Linked DNA regions of Homo sapiens: region 1 is linked to region 2. The links are chromatin loops, found by intact Hi-C in ENCODE. Cell type or tissue: heart left ventricle. All regions are shown on one strand. Links, peaks and the distances in the headings refer to the core of each region. The heading gives the core; the rest is flanking DNA. Region 1 overlaps RAD17 (RAD17 checkpoint clamp loader component). Region 2 overlaps SLC30A5 (solute carrier family 30 member 5).

Evidence for each region. Hi-C counts contacts between places; a loop is a spot of excess contacts. Peaks named below come from ENCODE experiments on the same cell type or tissue, not always from the same donor. Only the 100,000 strongest peaks of a DNase experiment are listed, where the experiment ranks them.
Region 1: it touches region 2 in a loop (2.5-fold over the local background); 5 of 110 quality-filtered maps call a loop at or near these places.

What each region holds. Positions count from the first base shown.
Region 1 is chr5:69,380,657-69,390,453 of GRCh38, reverse strand. RAD17 (RAD17 checkpoint clamp loader component) reads right to left here. Exons shown (of 19, transcript NM_133338.3): 7 at 8,397-8,553; 8 at 5,521-5,657; 9 at 4,359-4,411; 10 at 4,149-4,274; 11 at 3,989-4,058; 12 at 1,309-1,420. Among named protein-coding and RNA genes, the nearest start is that of RAD17, 16 kb to the right of the region's middle. In heart left ventricle, for the core only: no CTCF peak of the experiment used is centred there; no DNase peak of the experiment used is centred there.
Region 2 is chr5:69,110,737-69,120,533 of GRCh38, reverse strand. SLC30A5 (solute carrier family 30 member 5) reads right to left here. Exons shown (of 16, transcript NM_022902.5): 6 at 7,307-7,394; 7 at 6,038-6,114; 8 at 5,127-5,297; 9 at 4,320-4,608; 10 at 3,932-4,140; 11 at 3,138-3,295; 12 at 1,906-2,035. Among named protein-coding and RNA genes, the nearest start is that of SLC30A5, 22 kb to the right of the region's middle. In heart left ventricle, for the core only: no CTCF peak of the experiment used is centred there; no DNase peak of the experiment used is centred there.

The sequences.
Region 1 (9,797 bases), core at 1,138-9,137, 270 kb before region 2:
TCTTGCTATGTTGCCCAGGCTGGTTTCAAACTCCTAGGCTCAAGTGATCCACCCACCTTGGCTTCAGGCATGAGTCACCATGCCTGACCCAAGTTTCATTTTTAAGTCTAATATTTAGAACTCAAGAGTGCATGGCTTAAAAGCTACCTTGAACAGCAGAAAGAGCACAGGATCTGGATTTGAATCAAAATACTGTCTATCTCATCAGGTTGATATGAGAATTAAATGAAAAAAACATAATTGCTAACACAGTTCCTGGCCCACTCTTTGATGTCAATTATCAACGTTAAGCATTAAGTAGTCTGCTAAATGCCTTCTGAAGGAGGACTATGCAGTAAACGATGACCATTACAGTAAAAATGTAACTCACTGCCATTAGTGAAACTATCTTTTTACTACATCTTTCTACATATTAACAGGAAATTTATTAAACATATCTCATAAATTTATACTTTTTAACATTAACAGGAAATAAATTTATTAAACATATCTCATAAATTATTATAAAAATAATTTCAGGCCAGATGAGGTGGCTCACACCTATAATCCCAGCACTTTGGGAGGCCGAGGCGGGCGGATCACGAGGTCAGGAGATCGCAACCATCCTGGCTAAGACAGTGAAACCCCATCTCTATTAAAAATACAATTAGCTGGGCGTGGTGGCAGCTGCCTGTAGTCCCAGCTACTCAGAAGGCTGAGGCAGGAGAATGCTGTGAACCTGGGAGGCGGAGCTTGCAGTGAGCCAAGATCATGCCACTGCACTCCAGCCCGGGCGGCAGAGCGAGACTCCGTCTCAAAATAAATAATAATAATTCCAAAAGTAAACCTACCTCGGCACAGTATTATTAAACTGATTAATGGCTGGCCATTTATGAACACTTAATATGAATCAAGTACTGTAAGAAGCACTCTATAATAGTGTCACCTCACATATTCTTCATAGAACCCTAAGAGGTAAGTGCTCACATAAAAGGTGAGAAAACAGAGGCACAGAAAGATAAGAGTCACCTGCATAGGCCTATATAACTGGTAAGTGGCAGAGGCAGAATTTTTATCCAGGAAATCTGGTTCTAAGTTAACTTTGAAAGGTAAACTATCTCAAACAGAAACAAGGATATATACTACGACATATTCATAGAAGGGTATGTATGCATGTGTATATATTTAATTTTAAGCCACTGTCTCAGTAATAAAGAAGGATAAATAGGTATAGACCAAATGTAAGTTAAAATGTTTGATTTCATTGAATGAATTAAGAGAAAGTCAGTCACCTATATAATGCCACATGACTGTATCTTCCATAGTTACCTTTTGAAGAAGAAAACTGGAGGCTGTTTATTGCACTTCTGATATCACCAGAACATCCCTGACAGAGCAACTCTAGAGAAGTTTTGTCAGGGACAGTAATTTTTCCTCCATTCTAAAATAAGAAAATTAAATTTAAAAAAAAGTATTTTCTTAAAAATAACAACAACAAAAAACCCCAACCTATTTTCTAAACTTAATTAACGTAAATTAGATTCTTTTAAACTTAAATACTAAAAAGGGCTGGGCACGGTGGCACATTCCTATAATCTCAGCAATTTGGGAGACTGAGGCAGGAGGATCACTTGAGCTCAGGAGTCTGAGACCAGCCTAGGCAAGGTAGTAAGACCTTATCTCTACAAAAAATCAAAACAATTAGCTGGGCATGGTGGCATGCGCCTGTAGTCCCTGCTACTTGGGAGGCTGAAATGGGAGGATCACTTGAGACCTGGAGATGAAGGCTGCAGTGAGCTATGATCTTGCCACTGCACTCCAGCCTGGGCAATAGAGCCAGAAAAAAAAAATTATCTTAAAATAGTAATAAAAAACTAAAAAGCCTTCATGCTAAACACTGGTCTATGAATGATACAAGCTTCAATGACTTATTACAGTTTAAGGTATACTTTCAGGAAATATTAAATACTGTATTATTTTACTTTTTCACTTTGACCAGGTTGTATTTTGAAGTTTTTACTCTTTCTCACTACATACACACAGATATATAACAACATATATGTGTACACACAAAAAAACCCTCAAAATGCAACAGACTGTGATAAAATTAAATATACACAAAATAATCTAACTAATTTATGAAATTTACATGAAAATTCCTTTACTGGGGTTATACATTATACAGTCTGGTGAGGATGAAAAAGCCATAATTACACCAATTATTTCTTCTTCTTCTTTTTTAAACCAGAGCCACTTGAACTAATCAATTCACTAAAAAAAAAATTTTTGTTTTGACACAAGGTCTTACTATATCACACCTGGGCTGGTCTTGAGCTCCCAGGCTCAACAAATCCTCCCACCACTGTCAGCCTTTGTAGCTGGGACTACAGGCATGCACCATGGCTCAATTTGCAGTTCTCATGCTTATAGTAGAGAATGTAGATGTTTTTTTAGAGACAGGGTTTAGCTCTGTCCATGACAGACTACAGTCATTTCATCTAGATCACTGCAGCCTCAAACTCCTAGGCTCCAGCGATCATCCTGTCTCAGGCTTCTGAGTAGCTGGGAATACAGGAGCACACCACCATGCCCAGGTAATTTTTTTTCTTTTTTTTGGGATACAGAGTTTTGCTCTTGCTGCCCAGGCTGGAGTGAAGTAGCGCAATCTCGGCTCACTGCAACCTCCACCCCCTGGGTTCAAGCTATTCTCCTGCCTCAGCTTCCTGAGTAGCTGGGATTATAGGTACCCGCCACCACATCCGGCTAATTTTTGTATTTTTATTAGAGATGGGGTTTCACCTGTTGGCCAGGCTGGTCATGAACTCCTGACCTCAGGTGATACACCCACCTCGGCCTCCCAAAGTGTTAAGATTACAGGCGTGAGCCACCGCACCTGACCCATTAAATATTTTCAAAACACTAATAGCATAATAATTCATCACAGTAATTGCTTCCTGTATTATTGGACTCAGTTTGTTTCTCATTTTTCACTATTAATATCTGTTATTTATTCAGTTAGGTGCTCTACACTAACGTATTTAATCCTCAAAACAACCTCTCCCTTGGATATTTCCCTCAGTTCCTGTGGTCCTAGCAGTGCAACAAAAATTATGTTTCATGCAAGATTTGGTTGATTTATACCAATAGGATTCCCTAAAACCATGACGCTGGGAGCAGAAGGTCCATCAATTTTTTTTTAACATCATCTTGATTTGAAATACAGAAAAAATGACGTACTAAAAGTGAAAAGAAGCCGGGCACAGAGGCTCATGCCTGAAATCTCAGCACTTTCAGAGGCCGAGGAGGGAGGATCACTTGAGCCAGGAATTCGAGACCAGCCTGGGCAACACAGAGAGACCCTGTCTCTAAAAAAAATTAAAAAATTAGCCAGGCGTGGTGGTACCAGCCTGTAGTCCCAGCTGCTTGGGAGGCTGAGGTGGGAGGAACACTTGAGCCCAAGAGGTCGAGGCTGCAGTGAGCCATGATTATGCCACTGCAGTCCAGCCTGAGCAACAGAGTGAGACCCTGTCTCCAAAAAAAAAAAAAAAGTGACAACAGCTGTATATGAATGTAAATAGACTTTACAATACTGAAGTGTATCTTTGAAAATGGTTAAGATGATAAATTTTATGATACATGTTTTTCACCATAATTAAAAAAAATGTGAAAATAAAAAAGTGACAACAGGACAATAGGAAGAGTTGAATTGTTGATAACTACCATACCTACATGCCAGAAAACATTTTCTTGATGACAGACACAATTTAGAACAGTAAACCAAGCAAAGGAAAAATTTACCTCAATGTGAAAGTGAAAGTTTAATAGTAGAAAAATGTTAAAGATTTTTAAAATCAGTATTTCCTACATTTGCTAAAATGACATGCCTTATGAGTATAATAAAATGTTTTAATTCTAAAAAATTAAAATAACACTCCTTCAGTTTACATAATACTATTTAAGCTAGGCTTTCTATAGTTATCGAGTAAGGTTTAATTAATCAGAGACTTACCTTGTTAGCTTCTATAGTCACTATTCGATTAAGAAATTTCATCATAATTGTTGGTGCCACAGGGTTGAAACTAAGTTTTATAAAGAAAGATAGCAGTTAAATGATTAATTTAAAAATATAATATGTATGTGACCTTTATAAGCAGAAATTTCTTTCTTACCTAATATTTGAGATAGAACACTCTTCCTGAATTTCTTTGGGAAACAATAACCTTTGATTATTATCTCCACTGAGACTGTCCGAGATTATAAATATAAGAGGACATCGACCAATCCTCACATACTTCCTAAAATAACAAAATACAGCAATGTTGAAATTTAAGCCACTTCTCATTTAATTTGGAGTTTTAGAATACTTCACTGAAACCTACCTTAGAACTTCATGTAAAGTATGAGAATCCCGATAAAACTGGTTAGGTAAATCCTATTGAAAATAAAAAATAAATAATAGTATAGTTTTATTCCATTGCAAATTTATTTTTCAAATTTATATTTATTGAGGTAGGCAAAAATATATTTATTCAATGTATTTTAAACAGAACTTTCACAGGAAACATGAAATAGATGATATCCGAAACAGTAATATACATCAATGGGGATCCCAATTTTTAGATCAAATTTCTTTGGGTTGCTTTCCAGTTACAGTATTTTCACTAGGAAGTAATTTTCCAAACTTTTCTTTTGTTTTTCTATACTTAAACCATTAAAATTTATAACATTCCTTATCCTACAGCTATTCCATTCAAGTTTACTAGAAGAGACTTTAGGTTTCTACTATTACAAAGCCTTTGTGTTGTATTTTACCAATATCACTACTATAGAGACAAGTTAACATTATCATGTAAGATATATCTCACAATTGTTTAGTCAATAGCTACAGCAAAATTTTAAAAGTTGGCTGGGTGTGGTGGCTCACATGTGTAATCCCAGCACTCGGGAGGCCAAGGCGGGAGGATTACCTTGAGGTCAGGAGTTTGAGACCAGCCTGGCCAACGTGGCAAAACTCCATCTCTACTAAATATACAAAAATTAGGCCGGCATGGTGGCAGGTTCCTGTAATCCCCACTACTCGGGGGAGGCTGAGGCATGAGAATTGTTTCAACCCAGGAGGCGGAGGTGGCAGTGAGCCAAGACTGCACCACTGCACTCCAGCCTAGGGGTTAAAGAGAGACTCTGTCTCAAAAAAAAAAAAAAAAAAAAGATTTTAGGCCAGGCATGGTGGCTCACGCCTGTAATCCCAGCACTTTGGGAGGCCACGGTGGGCATATCATGAGGTCAGGAGATCGAGACCATCCTGGCTAACACAGTGAAACCCCGTCTCTACTAAAAAATACAAAAAATTAGCCGGGCGTGGTGGCGGGCGCCTGTAGTCCCAGCTACTCCGGAGGCTGAGGCAGGAGAATGGCGTGAACCTGGGAGGCAGAGCTTGCAATGAGCTGAGATCGCGCCACTGCACTCCAGCCTGGGTGACAGTGACACAGCAAGACTCCATTTCAAAAAAAAAAAAAAAAAGATTTTAAAAGTTGTCCTTACTTCAACCAGAATTATCTTCTTATCAGTTCTCAGATCATCTCCAAGCATTTGTAACTTGTTATACTTTGTCGCTCTTAGTAGAAACTCTTTGAAAACTGCTATCTGAGACTGATAGGGAAACATATGGAAGCTTGATTCTGAAAGGAAACACATAACCACTTTTATTTTCAACAAATGATATACATTAATATTATACATCTGTATGTACACACACACATACTTGATGCATCTCACAATACTGTAGACTATTTCCCAATTAGGAAAAATCATTTAAATTTAAAATAGGATATTCCTTTCAAAGGACAAGAGTCAACATGTAGCCAGGCACAGTGGCTCACGCCTGTAATCCCAGCACTTTGGGAGGCCGAGGCAGGTGGATCGCTTGACCTCAGGAATTCAAGAGCAACCTGGGCAACATGGTGAAACCCGGTCTCTACAAAAAAATACACAAATTAGCCAGGTGTGGAGGCTTGTGCCTGTAGTTCTGGCTACTTGCAGGGCTGAGGCAGAGGGTGGGGGTAATAGCTTGAGCCCAGGAGGTGGAGGTTGCAGTGAGCCAAGATTGTGTCACTGCACTCCAGCCTGGGTGACAGAGTGAGACCCTGTGTAATATGGAGTTAACTGACCTAAGAACACAGCTGTCGGTATAACATTCATATAATTGGTAAAAATATCTATGACTGTGGCCTACCCAATGAAGAATCTCTAAATGAGTTCAAGCCTATAAATGAATTACCTTCAGTGATAAGGGTTTGGTTTGTTTGTTTTGAGACGGAATCTTGCTCTGTCGCCCAGGCTGGAGTGCAGTGGCGCAATCTTGGCTCACTGCAACCTCCACCTCCCAGGTTCAAGCAATTCTCCTGCCTCAGCCTCCTGAGTAGCTGGGATTACAGGAACACACCACCACGCCTGGCTAATTATTGAATTTTTAGTAGAGACGGGGTTTCTCCATGTTGGTCAGGCTGGAGTGATAAAGGTTTAACAACAAAAACAGAATAACTGATTAGTGAACTTGAGAATGAGGGAAGCTCTCTGAAGGCATGTTTCATATTGAAGACTGTTTAAGTTAAAGCTTATCAGACTGTCAAAAGTAATGCTACTATTTAGAAAGCAGTAAAAGCCAGATGCAGGAACACACGTCTGTAGTCCCAGCTACCCCAGAGGTTGGGTCGTGAGAATCCCTTAAATGCTTAAGAAGTTCATTCTAGACAATATAGTGAGACTTTCTCTCTTAAAAAAATGATAATAATAATGGGCCGGGCGTGGTGGCTCACGCCTGTAATCCCAGCACTTTTGGAGGCCGAGGTGGTTGGATCACCTGAGGTCAGGGGTTCGAAAACAACCTGACCAACGTGGTGAAACCCCATCTCTACTAAAAAATACAAAAATAAGCCGGGCATGGTGGTGGACGCCTGTAATCCCAGCTACTTGGGAGGCTGAGTCAGGAGAATTGCTTGAACCCAGGAGGCGGAGCTTGCAGTGAGACAAACCACTGCACTCCAGCCTGGGTGACAGAGCAAGACTCCATCTCAAAAAAAAAATAATAATAATAGTAATAATAATAATAAAGAAAAGAAAACAGTAAAAGCCCCAGCAGGATGGGATACTAGTAGCACAAGGGAGTACATTAAAGAAGAGTCCAGAGAAGGGATTTTGAGGAACACTCCACATTAAAATTATCCTTCTACAGAACCCTTTTCCCTTCAAAATGGCCTAGGAGATTTGGCTATCCCTAGTTTCACCACCTGGAGTTGCAATATGAAAAACTATGAAAGATAAAAATGATAGTGCTAAGGTACATAAGCATATGCATGAACTTATAACGTATTACATCTTTAAATTGGTACTATTGCCACGCATGGTAGCTCACGCCTATAATCCCAGCACTTTGGGAGGCAGAGGCAGGTGGATCACTTGAGGCCAGGAGTTCGAGACCAGACTGGCTAACATGGCAAAACCCCATCTCTACTAAAAATACAAAAACTAGCTGGGTGTGGTGGCACATGCCTCTAATCCCAGCTACTCAGGAGGCTGAGGCATGAGAATAGCTTGAGTCTGGGAGGCAGAGGTTGTACTCCAGCCTGGGCGACAGAGTGAGACTCTGTCTCAAAAAAAATAAAAATAAATAAAATTGTTACTATTATCAATTTTTAAATCGTTATCTTAAGGCCTCCTTCCAAATTCCAAAGACATCTTTGTCTTTTGCTTTCATTTGATATTGTTCTAACAGGTACTTACTGATCTAAGCTATCTTGTTGGGGGGCAAGTTCTTTTTAACACATCTTAAGGCTTGATTTAACAAATAAAATATCTTAGTTAATACTGTCTAACCTCCTAGCCAGATCTTAGAAAAAAGCAGATAAATAATGCAAACAGAAGAATATGTTAACAAAACAGTTAAGACTTAATCTTCAAAAAATTCCATTGTCTTCCATTGGAGACATGCTTTCTTTCCTTCTCCTGAAATAACTTTTATTTATTTATTTTTTGAGACAATGTCTCATTCTGTTGCCCAGGCTGGAGCACGATGGTAACACTATAGCTCACTGCAACCTTGAACTCATGGGCTCAAGTGATCCTCACACCTCAGCCCTTGAGTAGTTAGAACTACAGGTACACAACACTATACCTAGCTGATTTTTTTATTTTTGTAGACAGGTTCTTTGTATGTTGCCCAGCCTGGTCTTTAACTCCTGGCCTGAAGCAATCCTCCTGCCTCAGCCTCCCATGTGACAGCCATCGCACCTGGCCTGTGAAATTCCATCCCTCTGAAAGCAAGAAGTATGGGAAAAAATGCACTCATAGAACTTTATCTGAAAGCTCCCTTAAGCACAGGTTTGCCCCACTACTTCTACTACCTTCACAGCAAATCTTACCAGTATTAAACATCCCCTTGAAATCATCTTTTTGGAAGTCTGGTAAAACTGGATTAATCCACTCTTGTACTTGAATACCATGCTCCTTTGATAGTATTTTTAAGGTCGTTGTCTTTCCACATCCAGGAGGACCTGTTATTAATAAAATAGATCCACCCTAAAATCAAATACAAATATGAATTAAAAACCAAAATCACTGGAATGCTAGAATATTATTTCTGACTTTTCATTCTAAATATATTTACTTCTATAAATATTTGCTGAATGTCTCATATAAGCACATTAAATTTCATAATAATGCTTGCTGGAATAAACCAGCTTTATTTTTTTCTTTTTTAAAAATTGCCTTTTTCCCCCCTTTTCCATACAAAAACATCTGCAAATATGGAAATAAGAGAATCTTAATTCTTCAACTCTCAATTCCGCTTCTGATAATTTCTCAATTTTTGCATTATGTCCCTCTCAAGGACTATTTAGTAGCCAAATACTAAACTTTGGCTAAATTAGGGAGGTGATGTCTGAAACAAAGATTTTTAGAGGTTACCTGAACTCATAAAATTTATTCTTTTTTTTTTTTTGAGACGAGTCTTGCTCTTTCACCCAGGCTGGAGTGCAGTGGCATAATCTCGGCTCACTGCAAGCTCCGCCTCCCGGGTTCACGCCATTCTCCTGCCTCAGCCACCCGAGTAGCTGGGACTACAGGCGCCCGCCACCACGCCCGGCTAATTTTTTTGTATTTTTAGTAGAGACAGGGTTTCACCGTGTTAGCCAGGATGGTCTCAATCTCCTGACCTCGTGATTTGCCCGCCATGGTCTCCCAAAGTGCTGGGATTACAGATGTGAGCCACCGCTCCCAGCAAAATTTATTCTTAATATAGACATCTCATTGGATGATATAAGTTACTGTTATACAAATACAATATTCTTATGGAAAGACCTCAGTTTGGTTATTAGATTCTTTAAGAAATGCATATTAAGACACATATTTGGGAAGAGCACGGCGGCTCACACCTGTAATCCCAGCATTTTGGGAGGCTGAGGCAGACGGATTCCTTGAGCCCAGGAGTCTGAGACCAGCCTAGTCAACATGGCAAAACCCTGTCTCTACAAAAAAAATACAAAAAATTAGCTGGGCATGGTGGTGTGCGCCTATAGTCCCAGCTGGTCAGGAGGCTGAGGTGGAAGAATCACTTGAGCCTGGGAGGTGGAGGCTGCAATGAGCCAAGATTGCCGCTGCACTCCATCCTGCACATTAGAGTAAGATCCTGTCTCAGAAAAAAAAAAAAGGAAAAAAAAGAAACATATTTACCAGAGATAGGACTCTAACGAGAGACTAGAGGTTGTGGATCCCAGTAACATTCCCTCATACCGTAAATTTGATTAAAAAAAAAAAAGTTGAAG
Region 2 (9,797 bases), core at 555-8,554:
ATGAAAGTCCCCTATAATTCTACCACCAAGGGTTAGTCACGCTTAAAATGGTGTATTTTCCATCTGTGTACTAACATACATACACATAACACCCTTTAAAACCAACAATGTAATCATAATACTATTTTACAATTTTTTTTTTTTCATTTTGAGACAGAGTTTTGCTCTGTCAACCAGGCTGGAGTGCAGTGGCATGATCTCGGCTTATTGCAACCTCTGCCTCCCAGGTTCAAGCAATTCTCCTACCTCAGCCACCCAAGCAGCTGGGATTACAGGCGCCCGCCACCATGCATGGCCTGCAATTTGTTTTTCACTAGTACATCTCGTAAATATTTTCAGGCCAGTATATACAGATATATCTCATTCTTTTCAATAGCTCTGTAATATTCTATTATATAGATAACAAATTTATTTAATTACTTTTTTCACTGGTGGACAGTGAATTGTTTCCATTTTTTCACTATTATAAATAAGGGTACAATGAATCATGTACTACTTTTTTTTTTTTTTTTTTTTGAGGCAGAGTCTCTCTATCACCCAGGCTGGAGTACAGTTGGTGCAACCTGGGCTCACTGAAGCCTCTGCCTCGTGGTTGAAGTGATTCTCCTGCCTCAGCCTCCCAACTAGCTGGGATTACAGGTGTGCGCCATCATGCCCGGCTAATTTTTGTATTTTTAGTAGAGATGGGGTTTCACTATGTTGACCAGACTGGTCTCAAACTCCTGACCTCAGGTGATCCAACCACCTCGGCCTCCCAAAGTGCTGGGATTACAGGCGTGAGCCACTGCACCCGGCCAGAGTCATGTACTTCTATATGTTTGTGTGAATGTTTATGTATGATAAATAGTCAATATCAAAGGATACAGGCACTAAAAAATCCAAAAAAGTCTATTTTTCCAAACTGTATTATAGAAACATTTTACTCATGTATGCTTCCACCAGCAAGAGCCAGAGCTGCTTTTTGTCATTTAACAACTGATTTCCTACGACAAGCCAGGTGCTAGAACTGAACTTAAGAGTTAATAATATGTAATTCAGGTCCTGAAGATACTTACATATCTTAATTGTGGAAGAATGACAAATTAAACAACTGCAACTCAATGTTGCTAAAAGAAGAATGCACAAAACATAATGAGAATACTGAGAAAAGGAATCTAACAAACTTTGTGGAGAGAAGAGGGGGATTAAAAGAAAGTATTTCCAAAAATTAGGCAGGCGTGGTGGCAGGCGCCTGTAGTCCCAGCTACTCGGGAAGCTGAGACAGGAGAATTGCTTGAAAAAAAAGAAAAAAAGAAAAGAAAAAAAGTATTTCACATAAGCAAAATCTTGATGGAGGCTGAAGGGCAGAAGTAAGGAAAGGACATGCCAACTACAAGAAACAGCACATGTAAAGCTTTGGTGGTACAGGGAGAACATTAAAAGTTGCTATAGCTGGCCGGGCACAGTGGCTCATGCCTGTAATCCCAGCACTTTGGGATGCCAAGGTGGGAGGATTGCTTGAGGTCAGTAGTTCGAGACCAGCCTGGCCAACATGGCGAAACTCTATCTATACAAAATATACAAAATTTAGCAGGGGGTGGTGGCACATGCCTGTAATCCCAGCTACTCAGGAGGCTGAGGCACGAGAATCGCTTGAGCCTGAGAGGTGGAGGCTGCAGTGAGCTGAGATCATGCCACTGCACTCCAGCCTGGAAAACAGAGACTCTGTCTCAAAAAAAAAAAAAAAAAAAAAGAGAATTTCTAAGAGGGAGCAGTATAAATGTAAACAGCAAGATAGGAAGTTATGTTGATATAAGTAAAAAATAAAACCTTCTTAGAGCAATAACTGCAAACAATTAAACTTTAGGATAGAAAAAACTATGTAAGTATGACTAGAAATCCAAATAGGAAAATAAAAAGACTTACTGTTAACATGTGAGTGTCTAATTCTGGAGGATCAATCAATCTAGCCACTGACTCCATAAACACAAAAAACGCTATTACTATTAGAAAAAGTCCATTAATAAATCCAGACAGAATTTCTATTCGGCCGTACCTAAAAACATAGAACATTTTTCAGAAAAGGAAAAGGACAAATATTTTTAAAGTATAAACTTTATAAATGAGGAAACAAGTCCAAATTTTCATACTACTAAGTAATTAATAATAGAAAATTAGCAATATTTTAAATATCATATTAATGCCTGGAAGGTCCTTCATATATATATACATATATATATATACACATATATATACACGTTATATATGAATATATATACGTTATATATGAATATATAACATTTTAACGAATATATACATTTGTTAAAATGTTATATATTCATCAAAGTCCTTCTTTACTCTCTTTTTTTTTTTTTTTTGAGACAGAGTCTTGCTCTGTCACCCAGGCTGGAGTGCAGTGGCACGATCTTGGCTCACTGAAAGCTCCGCCTCCTGGGTTCACACCATTCTCCTGCTTCAGCCTCCCGAGTAGCTGGGACTACAGGTGCCTGCCACTACGCCCGGCTAATTTTTTTTGTATTTTTAGTAGAGACGGGGTTTCACCGTGTTAGCCAGGATGGTCTCGATCTCCTGACCCTGTGATCCGCCCGCCTCGGCCTCCCAAAGTGCTGGGATTACAGGCGTGAGCCACCGCACCTGGCCCTGTCTTTTTTTTTTTTGAGACATAGTCTCACTCTGTTGCCCAGGCTGGAGTGCAGTGGCACGATCTTGGCTCACTGCAACCTCTGCCTTCTGGGTTCAAGCGATTCTCCTGCCTCAACCTCCCGAGTAGCTGGGGCTACAGGTGCGTGCCACCATACCCGGCTAATTTTTGTATTTTTAGTAGAGACGAGGTTTCACCATGTTGGCCAGGCTGGTCTCGAACTCCTGACCTCAGGTGATCCGCCTGCCTTGGCCTCCCAAAGTGCTAGGATTACAGGCGTGAGCCACTGTGCTCGGCCAAGGGAGCATAATCTTTGAGCTTAATTCCATTCAGTATTTATCAAATGCCCGATTCACATCCCCTTATTTACTTCACATTTTTTAAAAATGAAGATTTGGAAATTATTTGTATTAAAAGTAATATAAGTAATATAATTCTGTTCCTTAAGATGGAATTTGCACTTAAGATATACCACCTCGACAGTCAATGTACCTACCCATAGGAGAAAATCCGAGTGGCTTTCCACCTACTCATCAGGGCAGCAAAAAGTCCCATGACTAAAGCAGAGCAGTCAAAAAGCATGTGGAATCCATCCGAGATCAGGCCCAGACTATTGGTCAGCACGCCATAGAATAATTCCACAAAGGTAAAAAGCTAAAAATGTCACCAAAAAAAAAGGGAGGAGTATGTTGGGCACTGTTTCAATTAGGAGGATTTTAACCCTTAATTATCCAAATTTACTTGAAGATCTGCTATAATTGTTTAGTTATTTAACTGCCACTTACATTAGAAACCCTATTTCACACAAATTGTAAAAACTAAGATAAACCCATTTTACAAACTATTAAATTGTAAAAAACTAAGATAAATCCATTTTAGAAACTATTTAAAAATGGTTTTGTTTATATGTCTATAAAAATAATAAACTAGGTTATAAAATGTTAGCAATAGGTGATTTATAACACTGATTGCTAATAGTGAGATCCTGTAAGTTATTAGAACTCTTTAAATGCTACTATATTTACTGATTTGAAGGAACATACTAAATCAATGCTTCTAAAATGCCTCACAAATTGTTTGCTTAAGTGGCTGGGCACGGTGGCACATGCCTTAAGGATTGCCTAAGGAATCTGAATATGATCTCGTAATCTTGCTATTATACTTAGAAAAAATTTAAATTTTAGCTCATCTTATTATCAGAAATTTGGGAAGTACTAAACTTATACCAGAACTGTCAAAATTAAAATATTATGCTTTTAGGATATGTCAATTAACATTTAAAAATCTTACCAGATTCAAGCACAAGAAGTAAAAGATCTGCCTAGAGTCACTCTCCTCAAGAATTTGTTTTAGTGATTCCTTAATAAACCTAGGGATCGATTGAGAGCTATGCTGAAAAGCATCACCCATGAAGTTATAAAGAGGTGTTCCTTCAGGAGAATATCCAATAAGGGTACCTTTTTGTCCTCTCTTAGAGGGAGATGATAAGATATTGGCAGCTACAAAGAGAAAAAACAATATTGTTTAAATTTTCGAAGTTTAAGCTACCAAAACCAACACAGTAACTGTCGGCACTAAATGCAAGCACTGAAGAATTTCCCAAAATAAGTAAATGATGTGACCATCAAAATCCATAAATAGAAATTTGTTAAAATAAAAAAAAGGGGGGAATGCTTACACAAAATGAAGAATATAGCACTCACTACCACTCCTCCAGACAGGACGTGTTCAGTGCTCTCCTGGTGTGCTGCTTTGTTCATAGCCCGAAGCTGGTCTGTTATTGGATGTGTCCAAAAATTTCCAAAAAGGAGAGCACTAATAAAAATGGGAAAGGATCCATAACGAGCACATTTGGAAACTTCCATTTTGACTGAACAAATGGAATCCACGTAGAAATCCAGGATCATGACAAAAAAGATAACCGTTGCAAAAGGCATAATGAGAGAAAACCAAGACTCCACTTTACTCTAGAAATTAAAAAAAAGAATTGTCAAGACTATACATGTATAAAGTTCACATCTTACAAGATGTTTCTGTTAATCTTTTAAAAAAATAAAAATCGCATGATTCAATATGATTCATAATATGCCAACATATAAAAGCTATAAGATATTGGTACATTTTCTCAGTATTCTCCAAAGTTTTAAAAAACAAAAGCACTATTGTGTAATCATTCGATGAACACTAGGCGACACACAATCTTTAAGCCTAACACATGGTTAATTGCTCCTTCTTCAAATGATTCCTTTGGGCCATAGCAATGTGAGGGATATGTAAATGTAATAGCATTTGATTTGTATTTTCTATAAACAATAAAATTAACTCCAAATTTTTTTTAAAAAACTACAAAGAAAAAGCAAAGACAATTTAAGCCACTTTCAACCTCAAATTAAAATATAATTTATTGAATACAGTGAACTAAAAATTTAATAGCAATTCATTTTACTAGCAATTTAATACCAATAAATTCTTGCTCTTATCTTACCTCAGTTGTCACAGAAAGAACAATGACCCATGGGCACAAGAGAAGCACAGAAACAAGATGAGATAAAGCTTGAAGACGTTTAGCTCCACCAACGTCGACAGAGAGCTTTCTGGAAGCTGTATGAAAACCAACTTTACAACACAAAGCCAGTACTAGCAATAATACTCCACCCTGTGAGTAAAATTAGATAAGTCTCATTAGAAACACACACAGTTCAACAGTCAGTCGTTAAATACATGATCTTTTTTTTTTTTTTTTTTTTTTTTTTTTTTCCCCAGAGACAGGGTCTTGCTCTGCCACCCAGGCTGAAGTATAGTGGCATGATCACAGCTCACTGCAGCCTCAAACTCCTGTGATCAAAGAGATCCTCCTGTCTCAGCCTCCCAAGTAGCCGGGACTACTGGCACACACCACCACACCATGCTAACATAATATTTAAGGAAATGGAACTAGTATATTTTTCCCATATACTCAATTACGTAACTACTTAAATGGCCGGCAATGTTATAACTTACTGATAATTATTTTATTTTATTTTTTTTGAGACAGAGTTTCGCTTTTGTTGCCCAGGCTGGAGTGCAATAGCGCGACCTTGGCTCACTGCAACCTCGGCCTCCCGGGTTCAAGTGATTCTCCTGCCTCAGCCTCCAGAGGAGCTGGGATTACAGGCATGTGCCACCATGCCTGGCTAATTTTGTATTTTTAGTAGAGATGGGGTTTTTCTATGTCAGTCAGGCTGGTCTTGAACTCCCGACCTCAGGTGATCCACCTGCCTTGGCCCCCAAAGTGCTGGGATTTCAGGCGTGAGCCACTGGGCCCAGCTGATAATTTATTTTAAATGTACCTTTATAGTTATAGTTGCTACAACTTTTCAGAATCTTTTGATCCTGTTAGGAACAAAGAAATCATACCTTGTGATCTGCCACACCTAAGAAGGCAATGGCTGTGTAAAGCATATGAGTTAGAGCACTGTCATGATGTCCTTCAGCTAAGTGAGTTGAAGTAAAGGAAAAAAATTCCAAAAAGTCACTCTTTGACACCTGAAGTTCTCCTGAAATTTTAGTTACATTATTTTGGATTGCATATAGACTGATCTGGAGGCCTCAAACTTAATTACTTTCAATAACATGTTTCACTTAAAAACAAAACAAAATAAAACAATCTAACATTTAATTCCAGGACCTCATTTATAAACTGGAATGCCTGTATTTCTTTTGTTGTCTCCAAAACAATTATAATAGTGCTTAAGATAAACTTGCCAGATTTTAGTAGTTAACCTCTAAAAGACACATTGCATACATACTTTAAGAACGACAAAGGTACAAGAGCAAGGAATCTCCCTGGACCACTCCTGTCCAGTGGAATTAAGGTTGCCCTTTAAGACTGACATGTAAAATGAGTCCTAAATCTGTCTTCTAAGTCACTGACCACATAAGTCTTAGCAAATTAAGTGGCAAGCAAAAGAGGGTGGGGAATAGAGGTTGTATCACAAGCAACCTGGAGCTTTTCCAAAGTCACACTCTTCTCCCTCACTGTAACAAAGAAAATTATTATTAGTTTACTAATAAGTTTTAGGGCAGTGAGTATCAGTAATAGAAGAATAAAAACTGGTGCTTGGAGTTCTGCTGGATGGAGTGGGTAAGGATGTATGAATAGAAAATAGAAAAAAAGGCATGTTTGTAGAGTAAAATGAGTAGATATATTTGACTAGAAAGTTGGGTTTCTGTAAGAGAAGAGTTGGGGCTGAGCTAGAGATAATAATTTAGAGCAAGACAATGAATACTAGGTAAGGGAATTTGAACTTTTTCTTTCAGGCAAGAAGATACTAAAGGTTTTTCATTTATCAGCCTTTTAATTGTTAAATTATAAGGGAGCAAACATGTTGAGTGGCAAATCACCTTTTTTTTTTCCAGCACCAGGACATTCCAAAATATTCTTTCAATGTCCCTACATTTCTGAAAATTTAGGGTACTGTAGGTGATACAGAGATGCTATAAAATATTTAACTTATAATGAGTTTGTTCATTATTTGAATACTGATTTAGAATATCTACATTAATCTATGAAAGTTTCATTCATCATTGATCAGTTTAATTCACTTATCCTTTCTTTTTCCATTGTTCCAGGCTTCTAGTTTTCCTCAAGACTTGAAACAACTCTGATCTATTCCAAAAGGATACGGTGTTCAGCCATTTTAGCCATGAGATCATCATTGTCAAAAAGCAATAAACAGATCACAGCAATAATGAAAAAAGCAGCTCCCCTTGTCTGAAAATAAAGAAAACAACATCAAGGATGACTTTTTCAAGGGTTGATTTTTAAGACCGTAACTACATAAATACTAAAGAAAAACATTTTCTCAAGTAAGCATTTACAAAAATGCATTAAAAAACAGAAAAAAATCTGACATTAAAGCTCTTACATATTATAAGCTTACAGTATTGGCAGTAAGATATCAAAGAGATATAAACTAATGATAACATTGATTATCTCTTTGCTAACATGGCTGGGCATATTACTATGTACAAATTGGTACTGTTTACAGAATCAGCCTTCCTAAATGCTACTTTACTTCTGGTTGAAAAGCCCACGTAGCTAAAGAATAACTAGTAGGAACTTATTTTACTCTACAATATGCAAGGAATAGAGAATATTCTAGATACTACTCCTCTAGAGAAAAATAATCCAGAGGGCACGGTAAAACCAGCAAAGTCATTTCTAAGATCTAGTAAAGTACAAAGTACTTAAAAAGCTGATAAAATTTATGTTCTCATTCCAGGGAAAATTTTTTTTTTTTTTTCAGACAGATCTCGCTGTCGCCCAGGCTGGAGTACAGTGGCGTGAACACAGCTCACTGCAGCCTCCAATTCCTGGGCTCAAGTGATCCTCTTGCCTCAGCCTACCAAATAGCTGGGACCACAGGCATGTGCCACCATGCCTGGTTAATTTTTTATTTGTAGAGACCAGGTCTAGCCATGTTGTTCAGGCTGAGGAAAAAGGTTTTCATAAAAGAAAATTATAGAAAGGACATATTAGCTCGGTTTATGTAAATATTTCAGAATGGTAGCTTCAAGAGCAATCTAAATAGCATTACTATACATTCCTTTTTTTTTTTTGAGGAGAGTCTCTGTTGCCCAGGCTGGAGTGCAATGGCACGATCTCGGCTCACTGCAACCTCCATCTCCCGGGTTCAAGTGATTCTCCTGCCTCAGCCTCCTGAGTAGCTGGGATTACAGGTGCACATCACCATGCTTGGCTAATTTTTGCATTTTTAGTACAGACGGGTTTCACCATGTTGGTCAGGGTGGTCTTGATCTCTTGACCTCGTGATCCACCCGCCTCGGTCTCCCAAAGTCCTAGGATTACAGGCATGAGCCACTGTGCCTGGCTAAACAGCATTACTATACATTCTATATTTACAAATTTACAGGTATAACATGTCTTGTATGATACATATACTTGTAGAATACCTATTATATATAGATACATTAAGTGTATTATATATACCTATAATGGAAGTATAATACAATACTTCTATTAAAGTTTACAATGCAAAGTGAGGATACTCTTCATTCTATGATTACCACTATAATGGATAAATTCTGTTAGTGTGGTATTACAACAAAATTCAGTACACTACACATGAGAAAAACCATGTACTTTTAAATTTCTTAAGTTTTCACTGAGTTAGGATATGGCAACATCAACAACAATCAAATACAGAGAACATAACTTAATCTTTTTGTTAACAAAGAAGGCAACTGAGAATTTTGTAATGCTTCAGTCTCATAATTAAGAAAAAAAGGCCAGGCGTGGTGGCTCACGCCTGTAATCCCAGCACTTTGGGAGGCCGAGGCGGGTGGATCATGAGGTCAGGAGTTCAAGACCAGCCTGACCAATATGGTGAAACCCTGTCTCTACTAAAAGTACAAAAATTAGGCCAGGCGCAGTGGCAGGTGCCTGTAATTCCAGCTACTCAGGAGGCTGAGGCAGGAGAATTGCTTGAACCTGGGCAGCAGAGGTTGCAGTGAGCTGAGATTGTGCCACTGCACACCAGCCTGGGTGACAGAGTGAAACTCTGTCTCAAAAAAAAAAAAAAAGAAAAAGAAAAAAAAAGTCCGGGCGTGGTGGTTCACACCTGTAATCTCAGCACTTTGGGAGGCCAAGGCGGACAGATCACAAGGTCAGGAGTTCAACACCAGCCTGGCCAACATAGTGAAACCTTGTCTCTACTAAAAATACAAAAATTAGCCAAGTGTAGTGGCATGTGCCTGTAATCTCAGCTACTCGGGAGGCTGAAGCAGGAGAATTGCTTGAACCTGGGAGGTGGAGGTTGCAGTGAGCCAAGATGGTGCCACTGCACTCCAGCCTGGGCAACCCAGTGAGACTCCATCTCAAAAAAAAAAAAAAGAAAAAACAATCATCAAGTCCTGGACTGATGCCCTGATCCATTTCTCACACTAATGAGAACACTCTCACTTCTAGTTACTTAAGGAGGAAAACTTTTTTTTTAAATGTTTTCAAGTCATTTTTATTTCTTTTGTGAGTTGTCATTCCCAGTTTTTTGCTGATTTCCTGCCAAGGATCTTAAGCATTTTTTAAACTGAAATGGGTGATTTATACTTTGAAAGGAATGTAAAACTTATTTCTGGCAATTTTTGTTGTTAGTTT